3 separate regions of the Mus musculus genome follow, and regions 2 and 3 are each linked to region 1. A link is a loop called in an ENCODE intact Hi-C map of the cell type or tissue named here. Cell type or tissue: heart. All regions are shown on one strand.

Region 1 (8,000 bases):
ATCTGTAAACTGTGCTGAAGGATACACACACACACACACACACACACACACACACACACATGCTTACACCCCACTAGTGCTAATGTAAAATGTAATAAATTGGGTTTTACTCATTAGCCATCAACGTGCATATTTCTTCATATCTCTGAATCTACAAAATAGGTCAGGAATGAAAAACCTTCTCTTAAGAAACTAAGACGACAGCTGTGCCCAGAGCTGACAGGTCCTAAAGCCTCATGTGACAAACCCAAGACAACCAGCCTTCAGAACTCCATGCTCCAGAACTTATATTGTGGAGGGACTCCAGTCTGAGAAGGGTCACGTCTGTCACTCAGAATGCCCCTTAACTTCAGAAAAAGAAAAAGAAAGTGTTCATTGTTCAGAGTAAATTAGGGCCTTCACCCTAAGGTACAAGGTTGGCTGTTTCCCTCCTCTACTCGCCGGCCCCTCCAAATCTTTTAAGAACTTGTCAATTAAAAAAGAATGATGTAAAGGGAAATAGAGTATATTCCTAATAATTCCATGAAACTAATTAGCTTCTAACAGTTTTTCTTAAAACCATAGGATAACTTGCGTACAGATTTATAGAGATCAAATAAATACGCATCTGGCGTATATCATGAGGCAGGGGAATTCCAGGATAAATGTTTTCTCGAGGTTTCAGGAAAGGGTTGTGATAACATTGTGGGAATATGGAGTGGGAAGAGGACAGTTTACATCAAATCCACCATTACTGGTATTAGTAAAATTCACTCAGTTCATTTTGGTGGAGGTAATGCTCCTTTTAAGTTAGCAGCCTACCTCCCCTAAGACACGAACTTATCAAAAATCCATGTGGTATGAACAATACAATTATGTTAGCATTACAAAAACAGTGTAAATGGCTCTTGAACCAAATGTAGAAAAGTGAAAGCTTGACTCAAATGCAATACTATAGCTTCTAAATTTTAACTATAAAAGTTTTAGTGCATTCAAGTGCGATTAAAGAATAAAGTATAAAGACAACTAGAACATACCGAAATAGGGCAAAGGGCTGGGGCCACAGCAGGTAGCCCAGAGTGAGGCAAATAGAACCTAAATGTATAAAGTTGAAGTCTACTGTGTCATCAACAACTTCTCTTCTCCATGACCAAATACCAGGCCTTTACAACAGCGTGAGTTGAGGATAAGGGGGTGGGGCAATAAAATTCATTATATATGTGTCCAAAGCTGACAAAGAATAATTTTAAAAAGGAGAATAGCATGAGTTATTGCTTTTGGTTTACAAAGAACTATATTTGAATTATTCTAATGGAAAACCAGATTTCAACTCTCCCCTCGTCCTGTTGGCCTTTGACTAAATACTGAAGCATACCATGTTGACTTCTTAGGGTTTTTGTAACTGCATGGAATTTTAAAGATCATGTTTAGTTCTAACACTTTATATAAAAATGGGCAGTTTGAACTAGGTTCTAAGATGTTGCAACCACATGACAGATGCTACATAAACTTCCTTGACCTGGTTAATTAAGTTCCTGTGATTTAGAGACATAGATAAGGAAGGTCTATGAGCTGGTGGTTATACAGACTGCCAAAATGCAACTCTCAGAGGACTACCACCAGGCATGGTGTCTATTCGCAACCCACTTTCAGTCATTAATGGTGTGCTTCTTAATGCTTTAGTGTTTACAATCCCTTCTTCCTACAGCTTCAGCCCACACAAACTTCCCACTCATATGAATTCAGAGCATGCCATTCATGGATTACTGTCCTCAAACAGCAGCAGCAGATGCTGATCATTTGAGGGTAAATCTTCTAATGGTCCGTATTGACTAAGGAGTCTAAGAGGTAGGGGTGGAAAGATGTTTCGGAAGAAGCAGAAATGTGTCCCATTCTCTCAGAAGGGTAGGACTGTTGGCATTTCACAGAGGAAAAGCTGTCAGAGAAAGCAACCCAGGATAGCAGAAGCCGTCCCTCTACTGTGTCTCTGCAAAGCAGAAAGCATGCTGGATGATCAAACAGAGCCATGAGCCTGGAGGGTTAAAGGCTCATCTCAGAGGAGACTGAGAGGAACCCATGTCCACTTGAACTTGCTCAGTGACACCTTACCTGATCTCATCTGGTCTCACTCACCTCCTATGGCAACCAACCTGCCTCTACCCCTCTATCCCGTAGCCACTTTCAGTCTCTGCAGCCTCCACGTTCTGTTTACTCCCTTACAATGCTATCACGACCGTTTCCTGATAATGGATCCCATAGCAAAACAATGTCTTCACAAAAATACTACATCCATTGATAATGTAGAGGATGGACCCAGAGTTGGGATGCTATGCTTTTCCATAGTTCCTCGGGACTGGATTCCCAGGAAAACACAGAGAAAGCAGCCTGGAAGGACACATGTCCCCAGAGTCTGGTAACTGGGAAGCTGCAGCTCCTTCGTTCAGGTCTCAATTTGGTCATCAATGGCTTCTTGAGCTGTCATTCCTCAGTTTCACCTTTGAAATGACAGACTGAAAGGATTTTCTAGGGTTCCTTCGCCTTTAAGCTTGCAGAAACCAATCACATGTTGCGAGTAAAAATAACCAGAAAGAAATTACACAGGATTTACCAAAGTCCATGTTTGCTCTAGATTAACTTTGTCACTGAGCTGCTGTGGCAGGCTGACCTGTTGCATCACAGAGAACACCCCCTTCTTTCTGACAATGTTCTAGAAACACAGAAAACAGTAGATCTGTGTGTGTGTGTGTGTGTGTGTGTGTGTGTGTGTGTGTCTGCGTGTGCGTGTGTGCGTGTGATGTTTTAAATCAGTAAAAGACAGTATGTGGCCCATGACGCAAGGTCTCAGGTTTCAAGTTTACAGCCTGTTACACACACACACACCTGGCAGGGAGGGCCACATGACTGAACAAGGGGCGTGCGTTGGCTCACTGTTATAACCTGTGTCTCATGTGTGATTGATGCCCTGTGTTTACAGTCAGCTTCAATTTCAAACCACCTGCAAGCCTCTCTAAAGGGGACAGCTGCTCAGTACCTGCACAATGACTGCAGGGTAGACTAACTGCAGCCAGCAAGGAGGAGGCAGCTATCTCCTGTGCCCAGTGTATTCACTCACCCCTGCCTCTTATAGCTTAAGCTCACCAAAGCATGCAAGTTCAATGGGATTCAGCCCCAGATCCTCACTGGTCACTTATCCTGAGGTAGTAAAAGGAAAAACGTGTAGCCTTTGGCACGGTGGTGGAAGCGATGACTTCCCTCGCCTTTGCATGATAAAGGTGAAGTCCTAAGTTCCAATCGTTTATCAAACCTCCCAGAAAACAGCAGCGTGAGTGGGATTTCAGGCAGGCTTTACTCACCTCTTTGATCTTTGCCCTCTTCTCACGGATGGTGGCGTCAGCGGGCTCCCGGTTCTCTACCCCGACGGGGGGCAGGAAGTCCACCTTGGGCAAGCCCCTAAACAGATCCTTGTCACGCAGCTGGTCCTGGGCCACCTTTTCCTTCTCCAGCAGAATGTCTCTTTGGATCTCCTCCGGCAGCTTCTGCAGGGTCTCCTTGGCTTCCCTGAGAGCCCGCTCGTGGTTTTCGCGGATCCTGGCTAAGTTGTCTTCCAGTCCAGCTCCAGGGTCCCCAGGCGCGCCTTCCTCGCGGTGCCGGACTCTCCCCTCGGCGGCATCCTCCGCACGCGCCCCGAGCCCGGGCTTGTGCTCCGCCGGCGGCTGCAAGGCAGGGTTGGAGTGGAACAGGACCCCGCTGAGCAGCTTGGAGGAGTCAGGCAGGAAGAAGATTGCCCCGAAGCAGAGCGTGATGAAGGCGCTGAACACCAGCAGCAGCACGAACTTCTCGGTGAGGCGGAAGGCAGCGGGGCCAGACCCCTTCCTCCCGCCGCCAAGCCCCCCGCCCAGGCCACTGCCCAGGCCGCCGCCCCCAGGGCTACTGAAGAGCGGCAACAGGCCCCCCACGGGCATCGCTCCGGAGGTTGTAGCCGCCGGCTGACAGTCTGTCCAGGGGCCCGGCGCCGAGCCGCTCAGCAGCCAAACTTCGCTGCCGCCGGCTGTCAGCGGCTGCGGGGCCGGCTCTTGCGCATCCAGGCCGCCCAGAGCGCGTGTCTGGGCTGCGGGTCTCCCCGCTTGAAGCGGCTCCCCTCCGGCGATCCTCGCCGGGGCGGCTCCTTTGGCAAACAGGCACGCGCGGCAAACCGCTGGCTGCAGCCCCTGTTGGGGGGAGAGGAGACAGTAAAAGCGCAGTGGTTAGGAAGGTGCTGAGAAAGTTTCCAGTGGGGTCTCCGCCCTCCCCTGGACCCGGGATCCGCAGGACCGTATCCCGGCAGGCAACCCCGGGGTCCAGCCGCGGGCACCACCCTCAGAGCCCACTTTGGACTTGGGGTGAAGTTTTCCAGCCGCGGAGGCAGGGTGTCCCGCGACATCTGGGTCAGCACAGCGGGCACCTCGGTGGCAAGGGCGGCGCACCTCTGGGCAGCAAGGGCGCCGCGTGCGTAGGGGGTTCGTCAACTTCTCCAGCTGCCCATCTCCGAGCGCTTCCCGGCGGGTGGTAGCACGCGTACAGCCGGGTGGCTCTGAGGCCCCGGGACACGGCTCAGGTGAGCGAGCGCACCGACCTGCCGGCGTGAGCCAGCGAACCAGGCACCGTACTGCCCTCCGTCGCGGCCCCGCCGTGCACTAATAGCACTGCCGGTCTCCCGAGCGGTCGGAAACGAGGGCGGTGACGCGTCCGGAGAGTGACAGCGCGTCCGGGCCAATCTTACGCCTCCCAGGGTCCCGCGGGGGTGGAGCCGAGGCGGGGAGGGGGCCGCACGGGGCGGGGAGTTTACGGGAAGCGCTGCCTCTCCGGGACCCGGCAGAGGCGGGGAGGTCGCGGCTCCCCTGGGCTCCCGAGGACTGGAACTGCGCCCGGGAGCCGTGTTAAGACTCGCCCGGAGGACCAGAGCCGGAGTTGGTCCGAGCTTATTCCGCCCAAAACCTATTCAAGCCGAAGCCCCAAAGGTAGTGGATCCCCGAGTGACCACTACTAATATGGTAGCGACAGCTTGCCCCAGTACTCGAAATTGGCGATCCCGAAGAGCATGCAGGGGATTGCGGGGGCAAGCCGTGGTTTTGAAGTGGTTTTGAAGGCTTTTCTCCAGCCACCCCTTATTACCCAAGACAGGGATTCCCCGGTGCCCAATAACTCTCAAATCCAAAGTCTCCAGGCTCCTCCACAAAGCTTTTGAGCTCTCTACTCTACCTCGTTAAGAGCCTTTTACATCCTAGGCGACTTGGGGTTTGGGGACTGCTTGGGGCTCTAAGTATACACCCTCTTCCCCTTACAATAAACAACAACAACAACAAAAGTTGTATGACTCCCCCACACTCCCCCACACCCCCCCCACTTTCGAAATTCATTTACCTCATCGCAGTTGGTCAAATTTTCCATTCAAAGAAGACAGTTTTATGCTGCCAGAGCTCCAAGCAATAAATTGAACCCTGTTGAAATTAAGTCTTGGATGCGACAACTCCCAGCGAAGGCAAGACTTGGTCCAACAGAGATTGTTTTCAACACAGCCTTGCAGTATTCAGTCTCATGGAATGTCATGGAAACTGGCTCCACCTCCCATGACATCCATTGGAATGCCCTGCTGATATTGCATAGATCTACATTTTGACCTGGCTGGGAACCCCCTGCCTCAGGGTGAAGAGACAAGAAAACATTTCCCAAACTGTGTTATGAATCCCCTGTTGCTCCACAAAGAAACAGTTACCAGAGGGAAATTTGACTGACTTCCCACTCCTGAAAGCTGGTTTGTAGCAGCTCTGTTTACCCTCAACCTTCTCCGGAAACATGATTTTAAAGTGTGCCCTTTACTTGTCTTAAACCAGAGGAAAACAGCTGGCAACTTCCAGGAGAGTGCCCACAGCACAGTTGTTTCCAGGTGTTGTGCTGTGTGCATAAAGTAAAAAAGCCAAGGCAGAAATCCTAAGGTCGTTTTCGTTTAAATGTTAATTATCATTTTTAGCCATCACTGTTTGTTGTGTATTGGGTTTGTGCAAAATGAGCCAGTAACATAGTCAGAAGTTCTGGTTAATAAGAAATTATGGCTTGATAAATGTGACTTCATAGCTTGATTATTTTGATACTTGCTATGAAATTCTATGCCCAGAAGAGTGCAGCATATCCAAGCAGGGTAATAGATTTAGCTCTAAAAATGAAAGCAATAATGTTTTCTTTTAATGACGAAAAGGTAAATTTCTTTCAAAGTACATTTGTAGGTTGTGCTTAGGTTGAAAACCTAATGACTGAAATAATAGTGTTTATCTCAATGAGACCCTTGAAACAGCTACCTCACAGAAAGGAAGACAGATCCCTAGAAACAGGGGCTAACTCCTGAGGAAGCCAGTTGCTTTCTTTCTGGTCATTTGGTGATGGTAATTGTGCTGCCATTATTTTTCCAACTATGTTTTAAAAATGGGATTAATTTTAAAGAGACAGGAATACCTATGAACTTTGATTTAATTTGGTATATGTATTCCAGAAAGTAATAAAATCAACCTTTAAGTACATATACAAGGATATGACAGAGAAGTCTTAACTAATTCTGTTTCTAAACTCCTTAATCTTGACTCCAAATCAATCTGGGAATTTAGGATACTTCCTATAGTGGATGCATTAAAAATTTAGCACATCGAAATTTAAATTTTATTTATATATATTATTTCTAAACTTTTAAGGGGACTGTTCTTTTTATTTTGGTTCACTTTTGTGACACTTACTTTAAGATTCCCCCATCCCACCCCACCCCCAGTTTATCATTAGATGTAGGTTTATTGTAATTAAAGTTTGGTTTTGATAATCTACTTAACAAAGAGTTAGCCTGTGTGATGGAATATAAGTCCACATTCAAGGATGCCCATCTGTGTGAAGCAGGTTGAGAACGTGTTGAGAAATGCCCATACTCGGGCTACAGAAGGTTTGAAACAGACTCACAGTGGAGTTATTTTAAGGCATATGCTAATGAAATCTGCCTTGCAAATCTCTTTATATAGCCACCCAAGGCCCCATGTATGTATGGAAAGCAGGGAGGACAGACAGCAGGTAAGAATGAGCATGCTATAGCGGGCTGCCACGGTGTCTTGATCTCAGTGCTTAGAGCTCTTTATCTTCTCTCTCAGAAAAACATGGAGATGGGAAATGAATGAGACTACTTCCAGTTTCTCAAGCCATGAATCTTTATTCTGTCTCTTGAGTGAAGACTGCAGCTTACCTACCTGAAGGAATGCCTTGATCTTTGTGAACCCAGCGGTTTTGACAGGACTACTGTTTACTCATTGTGAATGGGCTAGCATAAACTTGGTCTGTCTGTCTGTCTATCTGTCTGTCTGTCTCTCTCTCTCTCTCTCTCTCTCTCTCTCAGCTAGTCCTTCTGATGTAAAGCTCTCTTGTCCTGTTTGCCACTTACCTATAAGTGAATTCTCACTTTATCTCTCTTTCAGTACTTTTATCTCAGTGTCTTTCTTTAACAATTTGTAGATACTTATGTTTTGAAATTTTAAGAATAGTCAAAGCATTCTCTGGTTAATATGGCTACTTGAATTTCAGAGTTGTTTTTTTTTTTTCCAAAAATAAATGAACGAAAGGTAGATTTAGCATTTATAGTACCATAATTGTAAGCACAACTCAAGGAAAACTGGCAATATTTTAGCAAGTTAATAGTGTTGTAAAAAGCAGTGCATGGAGGGTGGTGAGATGACTCAGTGGTTAAGAGCACTGACTGCTCTTCTGGAGGTCCTGAGTTCAAATCGGAGCAACCACATGGTGGCTCAAAACCTACTATAATGAAATCTGAAGACAACTACAGCGTACTTACATATAATAAATAAAATCTTTAAAAAAGAAAAAAAAAGGCAGGGCAGTGGTGGCACACACCTTTAATCCCAGCACTCAGGAGGCAGAGGCAGGCAGATTTCTGAGTTCAAGGCCAGCCTGGTCTACAAAATGAGTTCCAGGATAGCCAGGGCTATACAGAGAAACCC
Region 2 (8,000 bases), 98 kb before region 1:
ACCTCATCAGTAAAGTCAGGTGAACAGAAGTAGAGAACCTTCCCCAGACTTAGAATGGAACAACATTACAGCCAAGACACAAAGAAATCCTCACTTCTTGACAATGGAGAAGTGAAGAAACCACTTCTCTGTAGGTGATAACTTGGATATTAGGGGACTGTGCACAAGTAAAAGCAGTAAGTTTACATTTCGTGTGGATGTTGGCAAAGGACAGTTTTCCTATTTTCAAAACTGAGAAGAGAATGCTATACTATACCAACACAGCCTCCAATCACTGATCCCTTTAACAGGGTGTGTGCTGAGTTTCAAAGCCAGTCAGCAGTAACTGCCCATCCTATTCTACCAAGTATCCTCAACGTCCGCCCCCCTCCACCCCTGTCTGTCCTGCCATCTGCATACCTTGGGCATAAAGTCTACAAACATTCTCCTGTTTTGAGAAGATAATTGAGAAAATAGGATCTTACTGGACCCAATTCCTCATTTCTCCTTTAAAAAACTTACTAGTGACATTCTTCAATGGTTAGAAAAGTTCTATGCCAGCTGTCCTCTTTCTTTGGGCCTCACTGTGAAAATACAGACTCAAAGGAAATAGCACACTCGTAAATAACTGCAACCACAATCTGTAAGCATACAATAGGCATATTCCAAGGGCCATTTCCCCCCACTGGGAAAATTTCAAGTTGATAACACAAGTTTTTCAGGTGGAAAGAGACTAGGTTCAATTAATATGCTTTAACTAGACAGATGAGTACCAAGAATCCTACTATAACTTTGCCAATGCTTATTTTGTAAATTTGTGGCATGTCATTGCTGTTTGGGAAACAGGAATGAGAGTGGATAAAACATTTAGTAGTGAAAACAGCAACAAGACTCATCTATGTTGGCAACCCTCCAAAAAAACAGCACCAACAAAAATGATGTTCCTATCAGCTGCCAGATGATTACATAATTTCCCTTACTTTAAAAGAAAACATTGGAAATACATAAATAAATACAATATTTTTTAAAAGCCATATACAATTGTTTTATAATCTTTGAAGCAATGCCCTAATACAAAATATTGTTCAAAATAAGGATGGTCTTATAAAAAATCTGAATGTCCCAGTTAAACAATTCTTGACCAGTGTGCATGCTCACACACACACACACACACACACACACACACACACACAGAGGAAAATTCAAGATTTAAATAGTATTCCTCTGTGAACTGAAAAATATTTCTGTAGTCCACTAAAGATTTCATTAAGCAAATCCACCTCACTAATTAGAAAGAAAAACATGAAACAGAGTAAAATTAATAATATTTACAATGATTTCAAGAAACATCACAACCAATTAAATATTATACTACACAGTTCAATATATGCAAAGAAATAGGCCCATTCTTTCCCCCTGCTTTTCAAAAGGCTTTGTTCAACTGCAGAGAGCCTCAGCATTGGCTCCAGTGAATCTTGGAGTAAAAGTTAGAGCCAGTGTCTACTCTAGGATCTTAATCAAGTCTTCAGGGCCGAGGTGTACTTGCATGGTTAGGGTTCTGGAAACTGAATATCTTTTTTTTTTTTTAAAGGAGTGTCCATTTTATCAGAAAAGGTCCAGGTTGATCAAAATCTTAGTCTGTTAACCTGGGAGGGATCATCAAAGACTACTGAACTAGCCTGCCTTCCAGTTTATAAACAAGTCTGCAGAATTTATAGAGATTGCTCCAAACAAAACCTTGAAGAAGCAGGAGAAAATGTAGAAGCAAGTGTCTTGGTGAGCAATTAGAATACTGCTGTGCTTATATCAGCTTCCTCAGTGGGCACGGGGAGGGGGCATGAGCTAACTGTAGAGTGTTTTTCTGACCAGATCTTATTGAAGGGAATGAAACAGTATCTTGGTCAGAATGTTACCTACAAATACAAAGGTTGAGGATCTGGGAGGTAATAGAGAAAGCCTACATGAGCAAAATACAAAGAATATATATATATATATAAAATCAAACTATTTCAGGCCAACCTCAAAGGCAGACCTGCCTTGAGATCCTACAGAACTTGGAAAGATAATATGCAAGCTCACAGATGTGGCCTCGGGAGCCCTGACGGAGAAAACAAATCCCGAGATATCACACTATTTGGTAGAGAAACTAGCTTAATTTAATACAGCCCTATAGTGCAACTCCTCTGTCTTTCTGCCTCAATATGGCCAACCTGCCCCAAAGAGAGGCACAGAGATTCACTTATCAACAAGTTAAATGTAATTGCAACATCTATACAGGTAATTTATAAATGAAAACAAAACAGAATCTTGAAGTTTTTTTTTTTTTTGTTTTTTGTTTTCACTAAAGGAAAAAAAAAAAAAACCTGAAAAACCCCAATGGTTACTTTCCATGATTTTTCATGTCTAACTTGGGGATACGATGTCACTGAAGTGGTAATTAAGTGTTCTGGTTTTGTCAGACTACTCCATGGTTTCCAGTAGTGTTTCTAAAGTAAGTAAAGCTTCCTGTGGACTTGTATCACTGTGCACATAATCATCTCGGTACATATGTTAGCAGTCCGGTAGCATTAGCTTACTGTCTGGCCTGAGAGATCCCTAATCTTTCTGTGACTCTAGTTCCCCATGAACAAAGTGGAGAATCAGTAGGGGTGACTGTATTGAGCTCTTCTGAGGATCATATGCGAAACACCTGTAAAGAACCTATCACAATTTATGTTGATCATGATAGTCGACATCACCATATCTTAGCCAAAAAGGCCCATATGCTATCAGTAACTTCTGGGTACAATGGTGTTAAGAAGGAAAGCTTAAAACAAAATTGTTTAATTGATGAAATATTAAAACTGCAATGAAAACTCAACTCACTCCCTTAGAAGCACTAGAAAATATTTGGCTGGCCTGTTTGTTTGTTTGTTTGTTTTTGTTTATCGATTGAGACACAGCCCTTAAGGTCTTAGCTTGCCGGTTTTCTCCATGCAAAGGGGCTGGTGGATATGTCAATGGACCATTTGCTCTTTACAATCATGGACTTCAAAGTCTCAGCTGCTCCCAACCTCGGATATTCAGATATACCAGCATTTTTTTTTTTTAAAAAAATAAAGTCTGATTAGTCTAAGCGTTAATACTTTTGCAATATCTCCATTTCCAATGGTTTAAACTACTCTCAGAGTAAGCAACTTCAGGGGTCTGCTTAACCAAAGTGCTTTCCCGATAACTAAAAAGATGACATGCTCTTGGTATTTAGTGAGTGGGGCGGTACCAGTAATACAAGAGCACTGTAAAACGGAAAAACTTCAGCTCAAATCTGTTTCACATGATTCTGTTGGGACTATGTTAGCTCACAACAGCAGCCCATCTGAGGCCGTAGAACACTGAAGGTCTAAGAGCTTCCAACACAGGTCTAAGACACTCAATTGAGGTCCGCTGTCAGCATCACACATGTAATTAACCATCTCATGAGGCCACAGTCTCAGATATTCCACCTTAAAGTATGTTGTTGAAAATGAAGACTTTTACCTTTTCATATTCAGCAATGCCCAAGGTATTCCAGAGGGAGTATGAAATGCAGGTAGCAATTTTACCCCAAGTTCCACTGCTTTCTTTCGAAATATCTGAAAAGTTAAACAATTAAGTAAGCTACTATTCCAAGTAAAACATTAATGCTCTCCACTATCATCCATATTTAGTACTTTACTTTGCAACTCTGTCTGAAACAAGTAGTAGATTATGAGTTAGTTCGGGGCTATTGCACTGTGGGGTTCTTATGTCCAGTTCAGACATGTGGGTCTTACTTCCTTGACCTTAATTGCTGGCTTGTGTCTGCTGTTTCAGGCATTTGAAAGCACCATAAACTATTCAGGTAATTTCTTCATGCAGGCCAGGAGATGAACTCACTGTTTTTGGACACCATTTCTTAGCTTGAAAAGTAGGTTTATCCTAGGCACATTTCCTTAGTGGGGCACAGAGGGAAAAAAAGGAGCTTTAGAAAGAGTTAACTGTATACAGTATCTAGGCCCTTCAGTTTTAGCTTTCTATGAGATTAAATGAAATAGGTAAAGGTTAAGTTAGGTACAGGTTGTATGCCCAGGGTATGGTAGGAAGATTCACATAAGTACTTAAACACAGATAATAAGAGCCAGCTAGATTCTATTGTGGAGATGGTCTTCAGGTGAATAGCTACAACACCGGCTTGGAGTTAAGAAAAGACTAGTGAGAGGCGTCAGGTGTGACCATGCTCTCCCCTGGGGGATCACTCTGACACAGATAGATGCATGAGGAGCCTGCAGGATAAAGTGACTTGTCAGATCAAATGAGCGCGTGGGCAGATAGGGCAGTGTCCACATGGTAAAATCATGGATAATCATAAATGTGAGAGTAAGAACTTGTTGCTGTTAAATAAAAACAATGAGATGTTTGGCAGAAACTCCCATTGAGCTGAACTGTGCTTTTGGGAAGAGTGGTCATGTGACATCTGTTCAGCTAGTGGTTCAAATCAAAGAACTGGCAGGGTCACTCAAGGAAGGACAGCCACATACCTTCCCTCTAGCAGCTATGGCACCAGATTGGTACTTTGTCGCCTTACCTTCAAAGTGTATGATTTAGTCTGGTGAACTGTTCCCTTCTACTTTCTCCTCAAAGATGGAAAAGTCCAGACAAATAGAACAGAGAACGATGCTAAGGTCCTTCCTCTACCAATGGGTGATCACTGCCCACAGGGCTTGTCAAGGAAGTCCTCTATGTTTTTCCCCAGAGAGAAGGACTCCTCAAAATTCCTGTTCCAGAACCTGAGCCTCACTAAAGAGAGACCCAAAGACTTGGGCTTCACAAAGGACAGTGACCCGGTAATGCTCACATGAAGACCACCATACAAACTCTACTCTTTTCGAAGCTAAGTCTCATTTAACAATGAAAGTTAGAAAGAAAGGAGTTTCAAATGAAAACCCTGGCAATCAACTGAGGTAAACTGATACACTGTGCAAAAATTAAGACACACATATATTTGTAGCATCAGAAAGAAAAAATAGAGGTCATTTCTGCCACGAATTACCAACTGTCATTAAAAGAGAGACTTTCTTGCAATAATAGTGCATAGGAAGAAGAGAATAACAGTAATAAAATAGATCAAGGGATTCATTATTCCTCCCCAATACTTTGTTTTATCCTGAGAATTCCAGGCTGTCTTCTATGGTAAGGATTTATGCTACCACTGCCCGGCCATCTGTGGACTTTCTGGTCTTCACCCAACTTTTAAAACTGTTAATTAACTCCTTTTCAAGACAGTTACATAAGACAGAAGTCAAACTATGCAATTAAAACACCATCTTGGATATAAGCATATGGTGTGTGAGCTAAAGGCTCAGGCTTTGAAGGCACAATGCCTGTGTTTGAATCTCTGCTGTACTGCTTCAAGTTGATCCATCTTGGCCCCCTCTCTGAGCCTAGGATTTCTTGCCTAGAAAATGCAGATAACAGTAGCATTTGCTTTTGGAAAGCTGTGGAAAGACATACACAAGTTATTATACTTATGAGCCTTAGATTCAACAGTGCTCACTCTATAGGCTAGGTGTAGTTTTATGATCATAATAACATATATCCTCAAGGAGGTACCCTAGTTCCTGTTTGAGGCTGAAAATTTTTCTTTAGACAATTTTGCTCTGGTCAGAATTATGCTTCCCCACCTCCATGGCTCAATTATGAGTCGAAGAACTGCATCCCTGGTTCTCATCACCTGGCCACACGATCTTTTCTTTGACTCATTAGAACATATCACGATGCGGGTATCTTGCTGTTTTCTGAAACTTAATCTGTTCCACACTGAGTTGATAATTGAATATTCAGATAAACTTCCCTGGTTCCATCACTGATAATGTTTAGTGAGTCCCTTGGACTTGGTATCTGATTTATTAACCTTCAGTCACCAGAAGGTGAAGCAGGGTTAACTCTGAAGTGTCCTGTGCACAGCTCCCTTGAAGATAAGTACAGTCCATGTTCTCACCACCAGGTAAACCAGAATGGACGATTAAAAGCAGTTTTCCTACCTTAGCCATCAGGTTTTCTCATTTCCATTAAGCTGTATAATTTCTAACATTTTTTGTTTAAGAAACCATAATGATTTTGGCTGCTCTCCTAATCTTTTTAACAATGCCTATCAGGCCTGTCTATCATCTTTGTTCCCACAAAGGTTGCTCTGGCTGTCTCTTGTGAGATTTCATAGTCTCAAACTTTGTTCAGGGTCTGACATTGTTAGCATCTTTATTTAGGCGGTTCTCTCATTTTACCGCATCCTTTGAGCCCATCAAATCTATTCATTCTCCAAGGCTCAAGCCGATTCTCACTCTAAGATCTTTGTGGGCCACAAATGCCAACCCTGACAGCCTGCATCACACAATGCAGTATTTGCAAAGGCCTGATATGGATTGCTAAATGTTTTCTTGTACTTTCATGTCATCTAATAATTTTCTTTTCTTTCTGAAAGTCGAGAGATTTCAATTTCCCTTCCCCCTTTGTTTTATAGTCAGTCAAGATGAATCATTTTGCATTGAAATTTGTTGATATCAGCACAGTGTTCACATGACCAGTATGGAGGAAGATGGTATTGTTCTCAGTTAGTGGACTGGGAAGTGGTGACGTGCCAGCTCAGATGCTGGCCTTCATGGTGTTTGCTCCCTGCAAGCTCAGCTTAGTCTCATCTTTGGGAACCTATTCAAACATCTCTCTTAAGAGAGTTTTTCTAAAGATCCCCTCCCAAAGTTGTCCATGTTCCCCCAGTGTTTACCACATTAACCCCTGTGCTTCCAGTACGCTGTTAGCCACGTTATAATGACTTATTTGCTTTCTTGTTTGTTATTTTGACAACCCAACAAGATATCAGCATAAGAAGAACATGAGCTAAAACACAATACAACACAACACAACACAACACACAAACACACACAGACCACCACCACCACCACCACCACCCCAGCAACACAGGAGCTGGAATTGTCAAGATGCCCATAAGTGAATGGATAAATTAAATGTTGATTTAATGCCTGAGGCACAGTGATAAGATACCGCTGATCCTGCAGTGTTTGCAACGTGGTTCAACACATTCCACCCGTTTGTTATTGTCAGCGAGTAATTATCTCAGGAATTCTGGAGTCTCAAGCCTGGATGTAATTAGGGGAAAATTACAAAACAGTTCTGTAGATAAACATTAATTATCCCATTGATGGTTTAAGTAATAAGTAATACACAATTTCAATTCTCATTGTTATTTACTAGTATTTAAATTTTTTTAATTTAAAATTTATTTTCCTGTGCATAGGTGTTTTGTTTGTATTTTGTATGTGTATCATATGTGGGCAGTGCTTTTGGAAGTGCTTTATACAAGGTGTCAGATCCCCTGGAATTGGAACTACAGACATGTAATTCCATGTGGGTGCTGGGAATCAAACCCTGGTCCTCTGGAAGAACAATCAGTGCTCTTAACTGCTGATTCATCTCTCTAGTCCTCCTTCTGCTATTCAAAGAAAAGGTACTTGAAAGAGGAATCCAGACTCTAAAAGAGAATATATTTCTCCCTGCCATGATGTGCATGTAATAAAACTGGCTTATAAAATTAACACTGTTAAAAGAGTGAAGGAGACACACCACAAATCAGTCTAAAGGGCAATTAAGCTTTAAGTGGTCCATCTTGGATGATGTGCTGAACATCCAATCATTCCAAAAGCACAGTAGAAGGAACTTCGGTGTCCCTTCAAGGGGCACAGCATGACAGCAGGAAGAGGGATGGTTGCAAGCACCTGGGGCCCAGGGCCTATCCTGCTCCTTGTGTTAGACTTGGGGACAACTGTCTGGCTTGGTTTCTCCAGTATAATCAAGAGAGTTGGCTGGCAATTTTTGTTTTTGCTTTATCATTAGAGAAAACTATTACACAGACATCACAAAACGAGATCTGAAGTGTACTTGACCATATGTATGTGTGTGTAAATAAAAAAAAGAAGAAACAATGTCCATTTTTAAAACCAGGTTCTGCTAAC
Region 3 (8,000 bases), 140 kb before region 1:
GAGTGAGCCAGCTAGCATGAGTTACTTTTGGGTCAGTGTTTTATCACAGCAACAGAAAGGATGCAGAGCAGCTCCTGCTTGTCGCTGCTGCAGTGGCCACTTATCCCATTCCCTGCCTTCACTCTCACGGGGTCACACTATTTCTACTGAATTTTAGTAAAATTCAATAGCAAGGTCACTTCCTCAATTGTCACAGTGCTTGGTCAGCTCCATGCAGTCCTTCCTGCCCACTGTTCCAGACAAGGAAGTCAGCATGTTCTTCATTGCAAGATGCTCTGGTGACAATCAACCTCTCTCTACACTCTTGGCATCCGGCCCCTTCACAGGAGAATCTGGTCACCACTGACTCGAAGCCCTTAGAGCCTGCCTCTTTTGGAACCAGGAAGGACCTTTATGTCTCAGTTTTCTCCGTGCCATTGGTCACTTGGTCTCTGCTCACGTTTCATATTTCAGTCCTCAAAAGTATCAGTGTCCATCTTCCTTGGGGCTTCTGTACACCTTATTTTCACAAATGAAAAGGACATACTTGATATCAAGGATCACACACAGATCTTCTGTGAAAACCTTGAAGGTCTGCCCCTCCCTTCAAAAGTTTTTGGACAGCAGGCCTTTGCCTCATCACCAAGTCATGATCCACAAGGGCAGAGATAGGTCCTTATGTTCCACACTGGGCCCTGACAAGCCTCTTTCCCTCAAAACTAAGTGATATCAATGTTAATCGGGACCTATTCCAACTAGCAGAGCCCGATCTTACGTATTTAAATATGCAATTTCCTTATTATGAATAGTCCAGAATCATGTGAATTCAATTTTAGGGAAAAATGTTTTTAAAGTGGTAGGTCTGATTTCTTAAAATAGCAGCACATGACCTTTCCAGTTTCCTAAGTGAATTACCGCAGAAACCTCTGACATTTACAAAGTAAATAGACTAAGTCGGGTCTCATCAATAATGAGACCTGCTGTTGTAAGCATGGCTGTAGGAGACAAACGCAAGTGATGCATGGCGAAGCAAATCCCTGTCCAGTTACTGTCAAAATAACAAGGGCCGAATGAAGTTATGGGGAATGATGGCCCCGATCCAGACATGCCCTTCGGAGTCAGAACAACGACAGAGGAGAACGAACAGTGTGGAGAGGTTGGGCATTGCCCCCTCTGGGTTATGAGTCCACAGTGAGGGAAGAACAAGCTTGGGCACACGGGAGTATTTTAAAGAAAAAAGGGTTATATAACAATATATTTGTTTCATTTAATTTTGGTGTTAGTTAACGTAAACATTTTTCTGGTTATCAAAAATCAAAGTAAAGGAACAATGCGGCGCACCATGCTTTTGATAATTTAGTATCTTATTCATTGAGCTTTCCTGGGTCTGGGTGATAGTTTGTGTAGTGACAGAGTTCTCTGTGTAACTTCTTAGTAGGCATAGGGGAGAAGATTTTTTTTTTTTTCAGAAGGACATGACCACCAGCTCCAGATAAGCAAAAATTTGGTATTTTCATGCCTAACAGTTCTAAATGAATAGTCACTCAAATTTTATGTTCTTCTCTAGGGGGGTAAATTATGATTTTTATTCTTGGTAAAAATAGATCCCATACAAAGATTTCTAATATAATGTCTGGAGAGAAAAACAAAACAAAATGACAACAAAATAGTAAACAAAACAAAACACGGGATCAAAATGATCATTTTCCCTTAATTTTAATAACTTTCATATGAATCTGAATTTATCTGTCCACAGCATTGTTTTAGTGCTACTAGTGACTCAACACACACACACACACACACGCTCTCTCTCTCTCTCTTTCTCTCTCTCTCTCTCTCTCTCTCTCTCTCTCTCAAGGCAGCTCATGTCTAGCTGCAATGATCACAAAGCCAATTTCTCTCCCATGGCTAGGCTAGGATGCTCTTTAGCTAAGAAGCAGCAAGGACAACTTTTACAGAAGGGTAAATAGAACTATTGCTGAGAGAATGAAAGGTCAGATGTAACATACCCCAGTACAGAAAACATTCAAGTAAACAGTCATTGAGTTAGTACAAAGTACTGTGTTCTGGGTTAGCAGACACACCCATGGCATGTTTACCAACCTTTAAAGCTCTGAATACCTAGGAAGAAGGATATGCAGGAGCATCAGGAAGGGGACTGTGGGTAGAAATAACCCACACTGTTCATCCGGAGAGAAAGAAGTACAGGTATAGTGGGTGTTAACACATCCACCCAGATCCTTGAAGGAGAGTTGGCTCCTTAAAGAACAGGTATGCAATCTGGAACTTAGTGGAGAAGCTAGATAAAAGAGTTGAGGAAATAGCATAAGGAACCCCCACCCCCACCCCCAGGTATGGCCAAGTAAGTCACAGTTAAGAAATAAAAATAGAAGCCTTTCTTTCTTATGGCTGGAACTCAGGATGGAGGATGGGAGAGGGCAGGCGTGAGTCTCAGCAGTTCTGTTTGCTTTCCATCAGAAAGCTGGCTGATAAGCAGTACAAACGTAAAAGACTCTTTGTCCTGGAAAACAGAGCCAAATCTACAGTGCATGGGTGACTGAGCAGGTGAAGTCAGAACGGTGTAACCCTCTCCTAGTGTCCTTCCCAGTCACTTCTAAATCCTAAATTAAAGCCAGGAAGCCAGAGATCATAGAGACTCTTCTCCAAGTTTTGAAATATCCAAGAGAAGAACTCTTGTGCCCGTCACCCTTTTGGTAAATTATATCTAACAGTCTTGTATGCAATATGCTGGTGGGCCTCACACAGGTCAGGTTAGTCTCAATGCCCCTCACACTCTAAAAGGGCAATGAGTACCTGAAGACAGTGCTCCTTTCTTAAAAATGTCATTTCAGAAATTAAGCGTATCAGTGGGAAGACTCACACTGTTTTATTCTCACCCCCAACCTCCTTAATGTTTGCTTCCCTGGCTAGGTTCTCATGCCTGATCCAACTCTGATCCATGAGTATACTTTGCTTTGGCTAAAGCATACAGAGAGCTGGAAAAGGGAAGCACATCTTAATTGCCCATTGCCCAGGGACTGGAGGTGGGGCTCCGCTGGTAAAGTGCTTACCAGCTCATCATATAAGTACGAGGACCTGCATTGGATCTCTCGGAACGTACGCTAAGAAAAAGGGGGCATCATGCCATGTGCTGGTAATATCCATAACTGGGAAGGCAGAGACAAGCACATTCCTGGCCAGCTACCCTAGCTCACAGAGTTCCAGGCCAGCGAGAAATCTTACCTCAAAAAAATAAGGTGGATGCTACCTGAGGACTTCAGGTTAATACTTGCCACACACACACACACCTGTATGCATCCACAGGAGTATAGACCCATCATACACATGCAGATATCTATATCTATATCTACATCTATATCTGTATCTATATATACTTGCTATAACAACAAAACTTAACAAGTGCCACTTAAAAGGTTAAAGTTATACAATGCAGGGTTACAAATCATATCAATAAACTGTATTTTATGTGTACGTGCGAGTGCTTGCATGTTATGTGAATGCTCGGTGTTCTCATTGGGATGAAGAGAATGTTTAATCACTCAGAACTGGAATTGTAGGCAGTGTGAGCCATCAGAAGGGTGCTGGGAACTGAAGCTGGGTCCTCTCTCAGAGCAGCAAGTTCTCTTAACCATGGGGCCATCACCAGAGCCCCTCCATAAACTTTTATACCCTGTTACATTAAAATCAACTGAGTATATTTTTGTTATCATTGGATCTTTTGGTTATGCAGGCACTGCTTGTTTGGAAACTATTTTTTTTCTTAGTTTGCAGATATACCATGTAGACGCATTTCACTACATAATAAAAGCAAAGACCGCCTTTTTAAAGGTCACCGCCAATACCATCAGGAAACTAATGAAGTCAAGCTCATGATGAGATAGACAAGGTTTCTGAAATTCTAATTTTTATTTAGAAACTCAAGTTTTACCACCACGGTTACAAAGAGCAGTTTTTCATCTTCAAGCAGCAACTCTAACCAAGTCTGAATAAACAGCTGCTTTTAGTTGTACTTTTGAGTAAAGATGGTAACTCCTGAAAGGATAGTCACAACCAACCCAGAGCAAGCAATAATATCGCTAATAACATAATCTTGAAGCACATGATTTCTCTCACCCAACTGTTATGTTTCATCCTGTATCAGAAATGCTTCTCTGTACTTTCCTTTCCTTTCCTCATACAGTGGTCATTACTGTGATGGTTGGTATTGATGGTGAACTGGGCAGTTTAGAACCACAGAGGAGACAAGCCTTTCAGCATGTCTGCAAGGGAGATTCTAATGGGAGTCAACTGGAGTGGGAAGACCCATTCTAAGCATGAGTGGTACCATCCGGTGTGATAGGGCTCTACACTGAATAAAAAGAACAAAGCATGCTGAACAGCTCTCTACTCCGAATGCTGCCTCAAACTCCTGCCACCATGATAGATTCCCCCAGGGAACTCTGAGCCGGAATGTACTCTTCCTTCACTAAGCTGCTTATGTAAGTGTTTTGTTACACTAAGTCACTCACATGATCACCTTGCCATACATGCACAGGTTGGAGTTCACTATAGTCAAGATCATTCCTCGGCTTCATGAGAACATGCAGGAATGAAACTGGTCTAGTCTAAACTGTGGTAGAAAGGACGGTGGTTATTAGTACCGTTTGGTGTTTGCCTTGGTTCTTATACAGCCAAGCAGATTTACTCACCATTGTCCCCTTGATATAAGTGCAAATATGCACAGGGAAAAGGCAAGTTGTCCCTGTGGATCCATGAAAGGTGTCCAGGACTTATAGCAATCTGTCGACCACACTGAGTGCGAGCTTTCTTTATGGGTTGAAGGCCTCTAGATGTAGGCTCAGCTACCAATAGGAGACATGGGGGTTTGCATGCCTTCCCTGCCACCACTAACGTGTTCATTAAAAGAAGTACTTCTAAAAGAACAGTGAGGTATATTATCTAAGTATGTGTTATTTAACATGAAGCAAAAAAAAAAAAAAAAGCCAAAATTGGAGTACAAATGTGATGCTTTCGACATAGCTTGGCACCTCAGTTGCTTTCAATGGATACTTAACGTATCACGGCCTTTCCAAATTGGCTTGGGAACATTCCTTTTTACAAATTCCATGTCTTTATACCTCTGTTGGAAGTGACCTGAAGTGGGGGATTCTGGCATCAGAAGATGTGTTTGACACTTATTTCTGTTCTAAACGTAAGTCACAAGAAATCTTTATCTGGTAGCTTAAAATTTTGAAGGGAAAGATCTCTGTCTGAGCTTCTAATTCTCCAAGTCAAAGTCAAGAGTGTCAGAAATGCAGTCTAGCTACTGCCCTGGGAAAAAGTATCAGTGTCATGTGCACAGAGGAACCCACTTTTCTTCTAACCATACAGGCAACCTGCTGTAAGTGGAAGTCCTCACCACATTGACCAGCTCTCCCTTTTCTGACTAATGGTTTCAAATATGCTTCTAACAATGCCAACGGAGCCCAGCTACCTGCAGAAAACAAGCTGTGTGCTTCCCCAGCAGTGCACTTTGTAAGTCTGGTGAAGATCCATCCCCCCTTCTCAACATTCCTTAATAGGAACTGCACTTGCCCTCCCTCTGTTCCCCACACAAGAGTGAAAGCTCAGGGTTGGACTTACGTTGACCCCACTGTCCACTACTGGGGTTCAGATAGTTAGGATAAAGGCCTTCTGGTTTGTCCAGTTTGTTCAACACTGTTCGAATTTTCATAACCTATAAAGGAAAAGGAATGTTAACGTGAAAAATCTAAGAAAGAGTTCACATGCCATTCTCTCTCTCTCTCTCTTTCAGGTAGAAAAAAAGTTTCAGATATGAGAAAAATAATAGGAATAAGTGCATATAGTCATAGGTATTTACAACCCCAGGTCACAAATTGAGACCTCCAGTCTCTATAAACAATAACTACATTTTTGGAATTATGCCTTTGAATAAGATGATATGGAAAATAAATAAATATAAATAGTATATCAAGAGAAGACAAATGGTGTGGGGAAAAATAAAAGAAAAGGAATTATACAAATCCCCTCACTGAACTCCACCCACTCAGTGCAAGGGTATATGGAGAAGGGGAGTAGTGAGGAGGGTGGATTCTTCTCCCTCCCCACCCCCTTCCCCAACCCTTTGTGCAGAGGCACAGACAAGAGGTTATGGGAGCATTTATATGCCAAGAGACCCAGGACTGAAATCTACCTGGTCTAACCCCTAACTGCAGACAGGTCTGTGACTACAATGTTAGAAATAAGGTTCTGTTCTGAGCCACTCCCTGAGGAATCTTTTTGCTGCGGAAGGGTGTGTCCTCTGAGGACAAGGTGGACAGGACAGGTGGTGAGGTGAGGTGGCCAGGTTTTACTGTGGTATTCAGGAAGTCTGGAAAGGCAGATGTGCTTGCGGAGAATTTCAACGAAGTGAAATAGAACTCGGTCAAGGAATTTTGCTTAAAAGAGTTTGTAAAAGCTAAAAGCTGAGTGGTGTGGTAATATTGTAATAGATGGGTTTGCATCTTAAAAGCAGAAGATGGCCTAGAGGCCCCTTGGTCTTGCAAACTTTATATGCCCCGGTATAGGGGAACACCAGGGCCAAGAAGTGGGAGTGGGTGGGTAGGGGAGCTTTCAGGATAGTATTTGAAATGTAAATGAAGGAAATACCTAATAAAAAATTGGAAAAAGGAAAAAAAAAGAAAAAAGAAAACAAATCTATATGTCTGCCACTTCATATTTGTATAACACCTTAATCTTTCACATGTGTGCTTCATATAGTGTATACAGGGGTACATTTATTCCATTTTTAGATGGAATAAATTTCACAGAGGTAAGCAACTTCCTTACTGTACAGCAAGCCACAAGGGGGAATGTGGGCCCTCTCACCCCGAGTAACATAGTATCAGATTTACACAGTATCACAGAAAGGCTAGGTTGACAGTCTGGTCAGGTGAAATAAGGCATGTTACAAAGTGTCTCACAGATACACAAACATTGTTTCCTTTCCCATGCTCTGCACAAGGGTTTCTAAGACTCACCTTTTCGGCAAAGACTGGGTCTCCTGATAAGTGGGACAAGTGCATAAACTCTAAATGCAGAGTTCCAAATTCGGCCAGGATACTGCTGCCTCCAGAGGCCCAGGGCCAGTTCCGCCCGATCCCACTACAGAAAAAAAGAAACAGAGGAGTTATTTTCCAAGGTCCTAAGTGGCAAACATTGTAAAGCTCACACCTCTGGGATGGTATCCCTATAAGAGTGGACTCTGGATAACATACTATTACATTTTTTTTTCCTGACTACTGGTTTTCAGCTTTGACTTCTATTTTTGTCCTGAAACTCACTGTTGACTTAAATCAGTACGTGCAAAATCTGTTCCACATTACCTAGTTTGGAAGGTCCAGTGCTATGCAGTGTCCACACCCTGATGCCTCATACAGCTTTTCAGTATTTTAATTGAGATTGCATGGAATTTTAGATATTCGCATTATCTTTAAAAATCTATTTGGATAGGAGGTAGATTTCAAACATTCTTTACCCAAGAACTTCTCTCCTTTTCCAAATCCTGCCTCCAATTACTAGACTTCCGTATGTGTATCTTCACACTAAATTTTATCTATTTTTTAAGGCACTGACTCACTGCCTGTCTTACTTAATTTATGCTTAAGAATATAAAATTATGTTATGTAAAGCTCAAAGGCATGAGTTGCAAATATATTGCTGGATGGTTTATCTCAAAAGATACTTAAAATTTTTTAAAAAAAATTTTTAAATGTGGGTTGTGTATGGTTTATGACTATACTGCTGGTCCATGTAGCCTTAAGCGCAAATGCAGAGGCCATGGGAACATCAGGTGCCTTTCCACATTACTCTTTTTGCCTTACTGCCTTTGAGACATGATCTTCTGCTAAACCCTGAGCTGGGCTGAAGGTCGGAAAGCCCAGAGATTCTCTAGTCTCTGCTTCACCACAGCACACTGGGGTCATAGAAATATGGAGCCACAACTAGCTTTTGGTGGGAGT

The links. A loop is a pair of places that touch in the nucleus more often than their neighbours do. Peaks named below come from ENCODE experiments on the same cell type or tissue, not always from the same donor. Only the 100,000 strongest peaks of a DNase experiment are listed, where the experiment ranks them.
Region 2: it touches region 1 in a loop (2.8-fold over the local background); 2 of 42 quality-filtered maps call a loop at or near these places.
Region 3: it touches region 1 in a loop (2.4-fold over the local background); 2 of 42 quality-filtered maps call a loop at or near these places.

What each region holds. Positions count from the first base shown.
Region 1 is chr10:54,071,084-54,079,083 of GRCm38, forward strand. Man1a (mannosidase 1, alpha) reads right to left here and starts at 4,654. Exons shown (of 13, transcript NM_008548.5): 1 at 4,443-4,654; 2 at 3,333-4,187. The coding sequence starts at 3,941. Gm16998 (predicted gene, 16998) reads left to right here and starts at 4,839. Exons shown (of 3, transcript NR_038016.1): 1 at 4,839-5,770; 2 at 7,140-7,320. In heart, CTCF peaks have their summits at 4,769 and 6,135; DNase peaks (open chromatin) are centred at 3,578, 3,858, 4,728, 5,578 and 1 weaker place; H3K4me3 peaks cover 4,933 bases; H3K27ac peaks cover 3,314 bases.
Region 2 is chr10:53,973,528-53,981,527 of GRCm38, forward strand. Man1a (mannosidase 1, alpha) reads right to left here. Exons shown (of 13, transcript NM_008548.5): 6 at 3,496-3,590. Among named protein-coding and RNA genes, the nearest start is that of Man1a, 98 kb to the right of the region's middle. In heart, no CTCF peak of the experiment used is centred here; no DNase peak of the experiment used is centred here.
Region 3 is chr10:53,927,870-53,935,869 of GRCm38, forward strand. Man1a (mannosidase 1, alpha) reads right to left here. Exons shown (of 13, transcript NM_008548.5): 7 at 7,020-7,143; 8 at 5,623-5,716. Among named protein-coding and RNA genes, the nearest start is that of Man1a, 140 kb to the right of the region's middle. In heart, no CTCF peak of the experiment used is centred here; a DNase peak (open chromatin) is centred at 252.